2 separate regions of the Mus musculus genome follow, and region 1 is linked to region 2. Evidence: chromatin loops called from intact Hi-C (ENCODE). Cell type or tissue: gastrocnemius. All regions are shown on one strand. Each heading gives the region's core, and the rest is flanking DNA. Links, peaks and the distances in the headings are about the cores only.

What was found. A loop is a pair of places that touch in the nucleus more often than their neighbours do. Peaks named below come from ENCODE experiments on the same cell type or tissue, not always from the same donor. Only the 100,000 strongest peaks of a DNase experiment are listed, where the experiment ranks them.
Region 1: a loop joins it to region 2, with 2.6 times the contacts of the local background. A loop is called at or near these places in 1 of 42 quality-filtered maps.

The regions. Positions count from the first base shown.
Region 1 is chr6:140,335,038-140,340,408 of GRCm38, reverse strand. No RefSeq gene overlaps it. Among named protein-coding and RNA genes, the nearest start is that of Gm38917, 52 kb to the right of the region's middle. In gastrocnemius, for the core only: no CTCF peak of the experiment used is centred there; DNase peaks (open chromatin) are centred at 1,758 and 2,025; H3K4me3 peaks cover 1,459 bases; H3K27ac peaks cover 2,036 bases.
Region 2 is chr6:140,421,626-140,426,996 of GRCm38, reverse strand. It overlaps Plekha5 (pleckstrin homology domain containing, family A member 5), which reads right to left and starts at 2,898. Exons shown (of 31, transcript NM_144920.3): 1 at 2,741-2,898; 2 at 2,541-2,620; 3 at 442-499. The coding sequence starts at 2,832. In gastrocnemius, for the core only: a CTCF peak has its summit at 1,979; DNase peaks (open chromatin) are centred at 2,317, 2,897, 3,080, 3,812 and 2 more places; H3K4me3 peaks cover 2,995 bases; H3K27ac peaks cover 2,016 bases.

The sequences.
Region 1 (5,371 bases), core at 142-5,141, 87 kb after region 2:
CTCTCTCTCTCTCTCTCTCTCTCTCTCTCTCTCTCTTTCTTTCTTAGAACAACACAGTTTACTCTCATTTTAATGCCATGGTGTGGTCAGAACAGAACCTCTTGTGCTGGTCGCCATTTTTTATCTCATTAAAGACAGAGTCTCATTGTTTGCTGCTGTACTTGATGGGCCAGCTGGCCTGTGAGCTTTCGGGCATTCTCCTGTCTCCACCTCCGCTAATTCTCCTCTCCCCGCCCCCCCCCTCCCCCCAGGAAACACTGGGATTACAGGTGCTCACTTCCTTGCCTCACCTGAACGGAGGTTCCTGGATTCGAGCGCAGGTGTGGCGAGTACTTTACCGGCTGAGACCTCTCCCCAGCTGGAGCTAGATTTATCTTGACTCTTTTGCCTCGAGTGTGCTGTGTTTGAACATACTCTAAATTAGCCTAGATCTCCTGCTCCGTAAAAATGGAGTCAACAAGGTGACCCAGAGAGGAAGGGAGCCCCACCACAAAGCCCGATGGCCCAAGTTCATTCCCCTGGAAACACGTGATGGAAGGAGAGAACCAACTCCTGTACGTGTCACCTGATCTCCCCAAGTGTGCCATCAGCGAGTGTCCGTGTTACACGTACATGTGTGTGCACACTAAATAAATACAAATATAAATAGATAAAATGAAAGAGTAACTTGATAAGTCACCAAGACATGTTTTTTTTTTCTTTTTTGAATGAAGAAATAAAAAGGCCTGTGTATCTCGAAGGCACCTATGTGATTTAAACACTGATGAATGGCTCGCACTTAGAGCAGTCAGGATGGCCACAACACTAGTGGTAACTTGGGATCCTCATGTAAGAATCTGTCCAAATTTGAGCCATTGGGTTATGTTGCTTGTACCTTATGTCTTCCTCCTCCATGGTTTACGGTTCAGTTTTGATTTTGGAGGATGGAGGAGTCCAGTCACCGATAAAGCTCCTCAGACTTAACTTTTAACCATTAAGTCTGGTGAAGACGCAGGCAGTAGAGCCTTAGGACCAGGGACTCTGCCTCAGTGCCCAAAGACCTGAGGTTCCCTAATTTGCATTAATTACAGTGCCTGGGATGGGGATCCAGTTGCTCTAGAAACCAAATGCTCCCGAGAAAGCTTCTAAGAGAAGAGACTTGGGAGGCCTGCGCATCCACTGACTGATAGTTTAATGGAATTCAAATGGAAAATTATTTTCTTTGATAATTCTGGGCCTTTGATTGAGCAGTGAGTACTTTTATTGATGAATGCTAACAGTGTGATTTGCTTTTTCTCTGTGTAAACATGAAAATAATGCTGTGAGCTTTATTATTTAAAAACTCGAGGATGCATAAAAGCATCACACACCCAAAGGAGCCAAACCCCAAGTCTAACAACCCAGTGCACGTTATATGTTGGAATAGGCATTTAGAACGGACACTGCAAGGCTTCACATTAAATTTTATACTTTCAGGATTAAATATGCTCTACATATTTGGTATTTTTGAATGCCTCAAAATCTTAAGTTTTTTTTCTATAACAAACCTTGATGTGTGTAAATATGATTTAATTTGATAGTACCCCTCACTTAGACTCCTTCAGCCTAAAATTCATCTCTTTTGTTTGTGTACCATACTCATGGAGTACCTGAGGGGTGGAGCAGGACACTGGATCTCCTGGAACTAGTTACAGCTGCACGAGACTCACCACATGCGTGCTGGGAATTGAACCAATAGAAGAGCAGCCAGTGCTCTTGACTGCTGACCTAGCTCTCCAGCCTCGACACTCAGCTTTTAAGGGATTCCTGAGGTGTTGAACTTGAGCCAGCGTGTTTCTATGGCAGTCATTTTACCCACTGAGCCATTTCCCAGTCCCTCCTAAATTATTTTTATCATTAACCCCGTGACGGTATCAGTTTCCTGGACACGTTGTGCTCTCTCTTCCTCTGCTCTTCTTTATGCATGGTTTCTTTTGGGACTCCTTCTTTCCTTGGAAAATTGTTCTTCCCCATTAAATCCCAGCCAAGTGTGACTCTTACACGAAGTAGGGCTGGCACCTTTCCCTCTCTCCCATCAAGCTTCATAAACCCTCTCCCACAGTGCCTATGGAGGGAAACGCTACCGGAGTCTATTGTAATGCGCTGAGACGTCTCTTTCGATTTCTCTTTCCCTTTAGATTCTGAGACCTTTCAAAAGGGCGCAGTACCTAGGAGGTATCCCAAGGACACTCCTTGCATTAATACGCCTGGGACTGCCTGAAAATGCCACGCGTCCTACTGCAGCTCAAGGGCAGATGAGAGGAAAAGGGATGTGAGCCGCTGGAACTGGGATTCTATTTAATTCTGCACGTCCTGTGGATGGCAGGAGGGATGGTTGACAGCACTGAAGGAAGAGTACAGGGCCCCTCTCCACCCCCAAGAGGGTTTGCCCAGTTGACCTTCTTTCCCTCCATCTTCTTGTTACTTCTGATTTAATATTCTAATTGTTTGTTTTCTTAGCTCCCATTGTCTGGATGCCTTGATGTCTTTCAGTTTAGAAATAATCAATATCCTAAAGTAGCTTTTGTCTATTTCCCAAGAGACTTCATGTTTAAAACACTCGTTACTGCCCTCCTCTCCCTTCCTCCCTCCCTGCCTCCCCCCTCCCTCCCTCTCTTTCTCCCTTCCTCCCTCTCTCCCTTCTTCCCTTCCTTTCTCCCCCCCTCTCTCCCTCCTCCCTTCCTCTTCCCTCTTTTTAAAAGCAGATTTATTACTTTTTTTTTTAATCCCGGAAAATCATTTGCAGTGGGAGGATCGGCACCTCTCTCCCACCTTGCTCAGAGCCACCCTTCTCCCACAAGGAAGGTTCATAATAAGATGGACTCCAGAAGTTAGGAGAGAGGGGAGCAGGCAAACGCCTTAAGTTATCCTTCACTTGACCCTAGCCCGGCATTCAAAGCAAGAACCAAACTGCTCTCTTGCTTCAGAGCTCTGAAGAAATAGGTCCCCCACCCGCCCCCAACCCCAGACCCCCAGTTTCTCCTCCCTCCGTCCCTCCCCCCTCCTCCCCTCCCTCCAGCAGCTGTTCTGATGGGCACTTCCAGAGCCCCCAACTCCCTCCAGAAGCACAGAAGTTGGCGCTGGGGTGGGGGGGAACCCTTTTCCCAACTCTGCAAAGATTTCTGACACTCTCTTTGCTTCCTTAGTGTTAGTGATTTTCTGTCTCTCCCACTCCCCTTCCAAGTTGGGTTAAAGTTTCAGTCTTTTGTTATTCAGTTCTTAAGGCAACAGCTGTGCAAACCTGGCCTCTTCTTTGTTGCTGGTGCCAGAGCCTAGGAGAGGAGAGGAAGCTGTCAACCATTTTATTAAGGCAGATTCTTAATAAAGTAGCTTATTTGTTTAAGGGAACCACTCCATCTTTTTTAATATTTAATTTTTTTCCTCTTTTAAAGTTCTTCTCAAGTGTTTGAATTCAAGCTGCTTTAAGATTCCTCATTAGACTCAGTATCTCCCCCCTAATCTTTGCAAGAGCTTGGGTTTGAATGCATTCACCCTAGGAGGCAGGCACAAAGGCTAACCTATAGCAGGCACGGCCAGAGGATTCCTTTAGGCTGCTCCAGAGACCTGGCTTTCCTTTGCTTTGCTAATAGTCGCCCAGGAGAAAGCTTTTCTCTTTAGACCAGGCTAAAGAGAAACCCAACAACCCCTGAGCAAAGGAAACCACGGCGATGAAAACAGTGGTCCTTTTCTAGTTTCCAGGAAAAGGAACTCACAAGTTTCCCGAAGAATATTGGAGTCCGTTATTTTACATCTGTTGTGGTCAAAGTTGATAGCAACCAGTCTCTCCCCGCACTGGGCTCGTACAATATCTCCATTCAAGATCATCCTGGAATGCAGCCTCGTGGCTGAGTGAATAGTAATCACAGGGAAATGGGCGCTCAGTGTGCTTTTGATTAATTGTTTCTGCAAAACAGAGCCCGAGGTTAAAGCTGCGCCTGAGACTCGCCCCTCCCCTTCCTGCCTCTAACCTTCCCTGGTACCTATTCTCTGGCCTACTAGCTTTTCCTGAGAGTTAAACCTCAAGTCCTTGTTCTGCTAAAGAAAAACATTAACTTAGTTCAGCGCCTTGTGAAGGATAATTCTATTGGATAGAGGCGAAGACGGGAAACATTTCTGTGTCCTTTTTGAGGAGCTGAGGTTTTGGTTAGAAATAGGGAAATCTCTCCCTTCTCCTGCTGGAAGGGAGACTCAGTGTGAGAGACCGGAAGATAGATAGACTTGCTGATAGGTAGACAGGGACAGAGGCCAAAGCTAGAAGTACTGAATTTCCAAGATGGCTTCTTCCTTAACCTTCTGATTTGAGATCGTCCCCCACCAGCAGTCCCGAGGGGGATTGGCTCAATGGATTCCGGGCCAGATCAGGACAAGTCTGTCTCACTAACCAACCATCCATCCTGTCTTCAAACTGACCAGCCCTAAATTATGGGAGGAAGACTCTTCGGGAGCTTTGAAAGCCCCAGCCCTCAGGAAGAGACTTGGGTTTGGCTTTCTAAGTCTGGTCTGCTTTGCAGAGTTTGTTGTTGTTGTTGTTTTTCTTTCCTCTGTATATCTGCTATGTACATGTCTCCTCACCCACAATAAATGCCTCCTATTAAGCGTGGATTCTGCTCTGGTGCCTGAGATCTCTCTGCTGTGTTTCAGATGTTTTCCTGCCTTTTAATTCTTTAACCGGCAGAGAAAACAAACCGGATCTAGGCAACCCCTATACTGTATGAGTTCAAGACCCCTAGACCATATCAAACAGATGGAGAAATGAAAGGCAGGTGGAATCAAGACAGACACAACCAGGATCCTTGTGTGCGAATGGCCCAAGCAAGCCTCGGAAGTCTCCGTGAAGAGGGAGGCCGCGTGTGACGTCTGTGTTCAAAACCAAATGGAGACACCATAGCATTATAGAGAGCTTATTTGTACAGACAGTGATGTTTGAACTGGGCAGCTCCAACCTAGAAGAGGCTGGAGAGCTACACTGAGGGACAGCACCATGGGGACACTTCCTAGGACACACACAGAAGTGTGGACAAGGAAAGTCCTTAGTTGCTGTCACACTTGTCCTACTTGATCTAACCTGGAAAAGCTGTTCAGTTTATTGCTGCTTTGGAGTGGTTGAACTTACTGTGTTTTTCTTCATCAAAGACATGACTATGATTAATCTTCACTGTCAGCTTGGTTGGATTCGGAATCACTTACGAGAGTTACTTTTGGACGTGGCTGTGAGTGGTTTCCTAGACTGGATAGACTGGGGTAGGCAGGGTTAAGTGCACACTGTGGTCAGCACAGAGGCTTATGAGCTGCAGTCCTCAACTGAATCCTAAGGGGTAAGCAAGTGGGCTGAGCCCCGGCCCCCAGCCCTTCT
Region 2 (5,371 bases), core at 90-5,089:
ATTAACAACTCAGGCTGCCACCTGCCATCTAAGCTGGACTCACTCTGAAGGAGGAATAGTCACATAGTACTGATATTTTGTGTGTGTGTATACAGGAGTTCTCTTACCACAGATAATCAAAAGACAAAACTTGTAAGTACTGCAGAGCTAAAGTCAGAAGACTTTACAATATCCCACCAAAGAAACATACTGAAACATCAAGCAAACTAATATGGCGAAAAGTGACCTAATTTGCAATGTGTGGATCCATGAATACCCAGGCAAATAACAAGATAATGAATGAGGCTACCCTCTCCCTCAAAATTTCATAACCATATAAAGGATACAATTAACACTGTACAACACACTTTAAGATAGAATTGTGTATAGACTCAGAAGTATCCAACTTCAGGTTCATTACAACATTTGAATTACCAAGGGAAGCAATCAAAATTCACTCACTTTATATAGTATCTTGCACCTTCGAACGTATATGCTTCTTCCCAGCCAGTGGGCAAATCTAAAAAACATATGTTACAATTAGTATTACTTCAGTGAGACTGCAAAATAAGCTTAAACCCATCTTATCTGTCTTCACCATGTTCATTTAAGTATGTGTCGATCCAAAGTCTTGGCTGGCAAGATCATTAGTCAATCAATATAACATTATTTGGAATTTGGAAGATGACAATTCAAATTTAAAGCCACCAGGAAAGTTCCAGCAATATTTGAGATGACCTAACATAATTATTCCCTTTAACAGTGGTCAGGGTGGGAAAGGATCAGCTGTGATATCCCAAAGGCAAAGTCTTCGAGCCCTGGTAAAACACCCATCACTGACTGCACAAACCCCAAATGGGCAGCATTTTGCCTTTTTAGGTATATCTTGTTTATTCAAAACCCTATTTTTCAATTCGAATCCATTTAGGTTTCTTCTACCATGAAAGGAACGCAAGCCTTCAATTAGTGGAAAACTGACTGAATCCTTACACACGAGTTTCAACACACTTGACCTGAAGAGAGGTGGGGTTTCAAGTGAGCGACTGCATCTTTATGTGCCACTTATGTGCCACAGGCCACTTATGTGCCACTTATGATGACAAGAGCTTTGGATTTAATCACAGCATCTCCAGAATGAAAAGGCACACATGTGTGCACAGAACGGGAGCCCAAGCAAAGTAAATCAAACAAGAATAAATAAATAGATAAATGCGAAATCACATCATAGAATAAAATATTTCCGGCATGTGACTGCTATTTTTTAATCTGTGAGGGTAATTCGAAGACATTCGTGTCATACGTAATCAAAATAGGCCTGAGATAATGCCATAAAACATTTGGGCTAAATTCTTTTAACCCTATATTGTCTTCCATGAAATAAACGTGCCCATATCCACAAGGGTAACGAGGCTATCAAAGTTGCAAATGCGTACAGTAAACAGGCTGAAGCTAAAGAGTGCAGAGAGTTAGGAAACATGACGGTTTATTAGTCAGAAATGCCCTAAAAATGTAACCTCATCATGCCTGCTACAGCAGCCTTCCCTTTCCTCCTCCACACTTGTGCAAATTTGGACACATTATTAGTCACTTCACTGAACTCCAGCGTTTAGCAGAAAAGGCAGGTTTGTTCACCCTTCTGGCAACTTTAATAGGAGATCCTCAGAACCTCGGAGCTGGCGAGAAAAGTACCCAGAGGGAGAGACAGAACTGGGCCTCACCTTCGACCCAACTGTTCTCAAGCCTTTGCAGTCACCCGGAATAGAGGCGGGCCAGTATGAGAACTCACGTTACGTTTCAGGCAAACAAGTTGGGTGAATGTAAACAAAGAATGACAAAAGAAAGCCAGACCAGCACTGAAACCACCACAAGCCCTCCTCCAGCTCAACTCATGCTAAACATTCAAGAAAGCTATCAAAGCAACCCGAGATGCATTTCCTCGTGGAACTGGGGCCCGAAGGCCCCCCACGCGGGACCGCCCTGGCTCGCCCACCGCCTGCTGGTGGTACGTGGAGCTTGGCTGCGGCTACCGGGGACTTTTGAGCCGGGATCACTGGCTGCGGCGCCCGCTCCAGCGTCCTAACTCCAGCGGCTACTCGGGTAGCAGGAGGGGACTCACCGGTGTTTGGATCACATGGTGGGGGGGCACCGCAGCACCCCTAACTCTTCCATCAGTCACCTACCCACAGTCCCACTTAGGAGAAGTAGGAGGTGGTGGAGGAGGAAGCTGCTTGGCAGAAAGCAGTTCTCTGGGGAGCAGGGCGAGGATGCGGGACCGTCTCACCGCAGGGGTGCTGGGATGCGGGGAGCAAAGGGGAGCGGGTGAGGACTTCCTAAAGGGTGCTGGAGGCGGAGACGGGGGCGATCCGGGGTAGAGGGGCGTCGCCCATCCTCGGGGGGCGTCCGGGAAAGGATGGGGACCAGGGCGCCAGGAAGAGGGCGCCGTCTCCAAGCGCTGATGAAAAGGCGGAGAAGAATAGGCGCCCCGGGACTCAGTCGCGCGGAGCCCGGAGCCCCTCCAACCCCGCCAGGTGGCCCGGAGCCGCAGCCCCGGCCGGCCCTACCTGTGCTCTGCCGCCGGTGCCCGGTGACCACGGCCTCGCCGGTGACCGGGTGTAGCCAGGTGGTGCTCTTGGCCTCCTCGCTGCAGGGAAGAGAAGGGACAGGCGCTGAGCGGCGCGAGGGGCGACCCACGGGGGCCCCCGGCCCGCTCGCTCCCACCGCTCCCCCCAGCCGCCCGGCGGCGCCTCCCCCGCCCGCTCACTTGATGAAGAAGACGCGGCCGCCCCTAGTGATCCCGTACGTCCAGGAGCGCGGCAGCGAGCAGATCCACTCCAGGTTCAGGTCGGCCGCCATGTCTGCTCCCCGGCCGCCGCCGCCGCCGCCTTGTGCTGCCGCCGCCGCTGAGGAAGGAGGGCGCGAGCGAGCGAGCGAGCGAGCGAGCGAAAGGAGCGCAGGGCGCGCGGCCCGGCCCGAGCGCGCCCCCGCGGCCGCCCTACCCCCTCGGGCGGCGCCCTCCCCGCCGCCCCGGCTGAGTCCGGCCTGCGTCGCCGCCCCTCGGCATCCTCCGCGGCCGGCCGCCGGCCCGCGCTGCGCTCGCTCGCTCGCTCGCTCGGAGGCTGGGCGAAGCGGCGCCGCGCCCCCGCCAAAGCCCTCCCCCGTGCCCCGCCCGCGCCGCGCGAAGGTTCCGGGGTCGGGTCCCGCCGGCGCCCGCCCGGAGGGCTGGGCTCCGAACCTGTGAGGTTTTGAATCAGCTACTGCCTGCCTAGCCCGGGGCTTCTCTGGGAGACGCCGGGCGTTGAAATGGAAAACTGCTTTTGGGAAAGGCTTTTCTGGTGTGTGGCGTGCCAAATAAAGGAGGGTCCGCGAGTGAGCTCGGACCACTGAAATGGGACTGATTCAGACTTAAGGTCTTTTTGTTACTGGTGGTTTTTTTTTTTTCCTTTCTAAGCTTCTGAGCCATATAATAGTTTAGAAAATAAAAACTTGCCTTTTCCTTTCTTAAAAAAGATGCACTTGATTATCAACGTGAATTTCTAGGCTCCCAATCTCTCTCATTTATTACAAGGGCAACTTAACTTTACGGAGTCCTTGGGGTGGTGGACATTTAAATCCCTTCGAACTATGATTGTCTCCGTTTCACTGAGAGGGGCAAAGAAACGTAAAGGAACAAAGGTGATTGTGCCCAGGGTTATGGTGAAAAATGGCAAAGTCTGAATTCAAATCGCCTATAGATTTCCAAGAGTCTACTCGAATGAATACGTTGCTGTATAGTATTTTTAATGCCTTGGCACCCCCGGCCCCCTTGTCCTTTGAACAAAGGAAGGGTTCACTGCTAGTAAGACCTCCCTTGCACCAGTAAAGAGCGCTATGCTTGCTCCTTACTGCCCCTGGTCCTTCATCATCACTCTTGGAATTGTCTCCATGGCTTTGCAGCAAATGACTCATCCCAGAGGAAACACAGTTCAATAATAACAGTACAACTTGGCATTCTCGAAGCACCTTTTTTTTTTTTTTCCCTGACCAGTTTGGATGCTTCTGAGGCATTCTCTCATTCATCTTCCCAAGTAACTGAAATAAGTAAATGATGCTTTTCAACCTTTAAGGAAACCAAGGCACAGGGAGGGTGAATGCCCTTGGCCAAAGCTCCTGATGAGCGTGCATTTTCATTGGCTTTTCCTCCTATCTCCTGATTCCCCAAGGCCATACGTCTCTGGTGAAACGGAGACTGCAATTACTGCTATAATTTTCCTGTCCATCTGCATATACAGGAGGAAAAAAAAATACCATCGCTGTAATGTTTTCTCTTTTGGGTTCGTTTGTATTCTGCTCCCTCATTTCAGTCCTTATTACTTTTTGACATCTTATCTCCTACCCAGTCTCTGGAAAATATGACTTTTTTTTTTTTTTAATCAATGAATAGCTGGCAGGAAATGTCCCACATTAGCATCAGTGGTCACTGGCACAGCACAGCAAGTATAAGAAGAGCTGTTGACTCTCTGTTATCATTACAAACTTAAAAGTCTCCCAAATGCCACAATAGCTTATGAATCTAGTGCTTGGTAGTCCTGCTGAGGGATTTGGATGTTTGCATACCACCGAGAAGTCTATACGTTGACTGTGTGCTGTGCTCGGCTTCTATTTAGCTCTGGATCTTTGGATACTACAAGATGTGTTCACAGAAAGCACATCTCAAAAGTCAATATAGATTAACTTATGTATCTTTCAAAATCGCAACCAAAGGCTATGGATGTAGTTCAACTGTAGAGTGCACATTCTATGCTTGGGGTTTGGGGAGGTAGAAAGAGAGACAGAGACAAGAGAGAGAGAGAGAAGGAAGAAAAGAAAAACATTTGCAGTACTCAAATAGTAATCTAGAATCTTTTCGTTTGTTTCGTTGTTTCGTTTTGTTTTGTTTGTTTGTTTGTTGAGACAGGATCTCACTGTATAGCCCAGGCTGTCCTGGAACTTGCTCTGTTGACCAGGCTAGCCTCTAAATCGGAGATTTGCCTGCTTCTGCCTCCAGAATGCTGGATCTAACGGTGTGCACCACTGCTCCCTGTGTAATCTAGACTCTTAAGAATAATTCCCGATGTCCTGGAGTTTAGGGAAAACAGCAAATAAAAGAGTTAATGATGTGTATACAAAGCAAGACAGGTTTTGATTGGGGTAAATAACAGCCCATATGACCTCCAGAGCCAGTGAAAGTGGCTTCGTACATTACAATGTTGAATGCTCTAAATAATGTCTCGTCATTAATGGGTAAAAATTTTTATTTTCTTAAAATCTCCTTGAAATGCCCATTCCTTAGGGACACACTGTTTATTGGGTCTGTTTGATCATGCCTTCCCTATTGCTGACTCTCCCCAACCTTGAGTCGGCCTTGGGCTCGTCA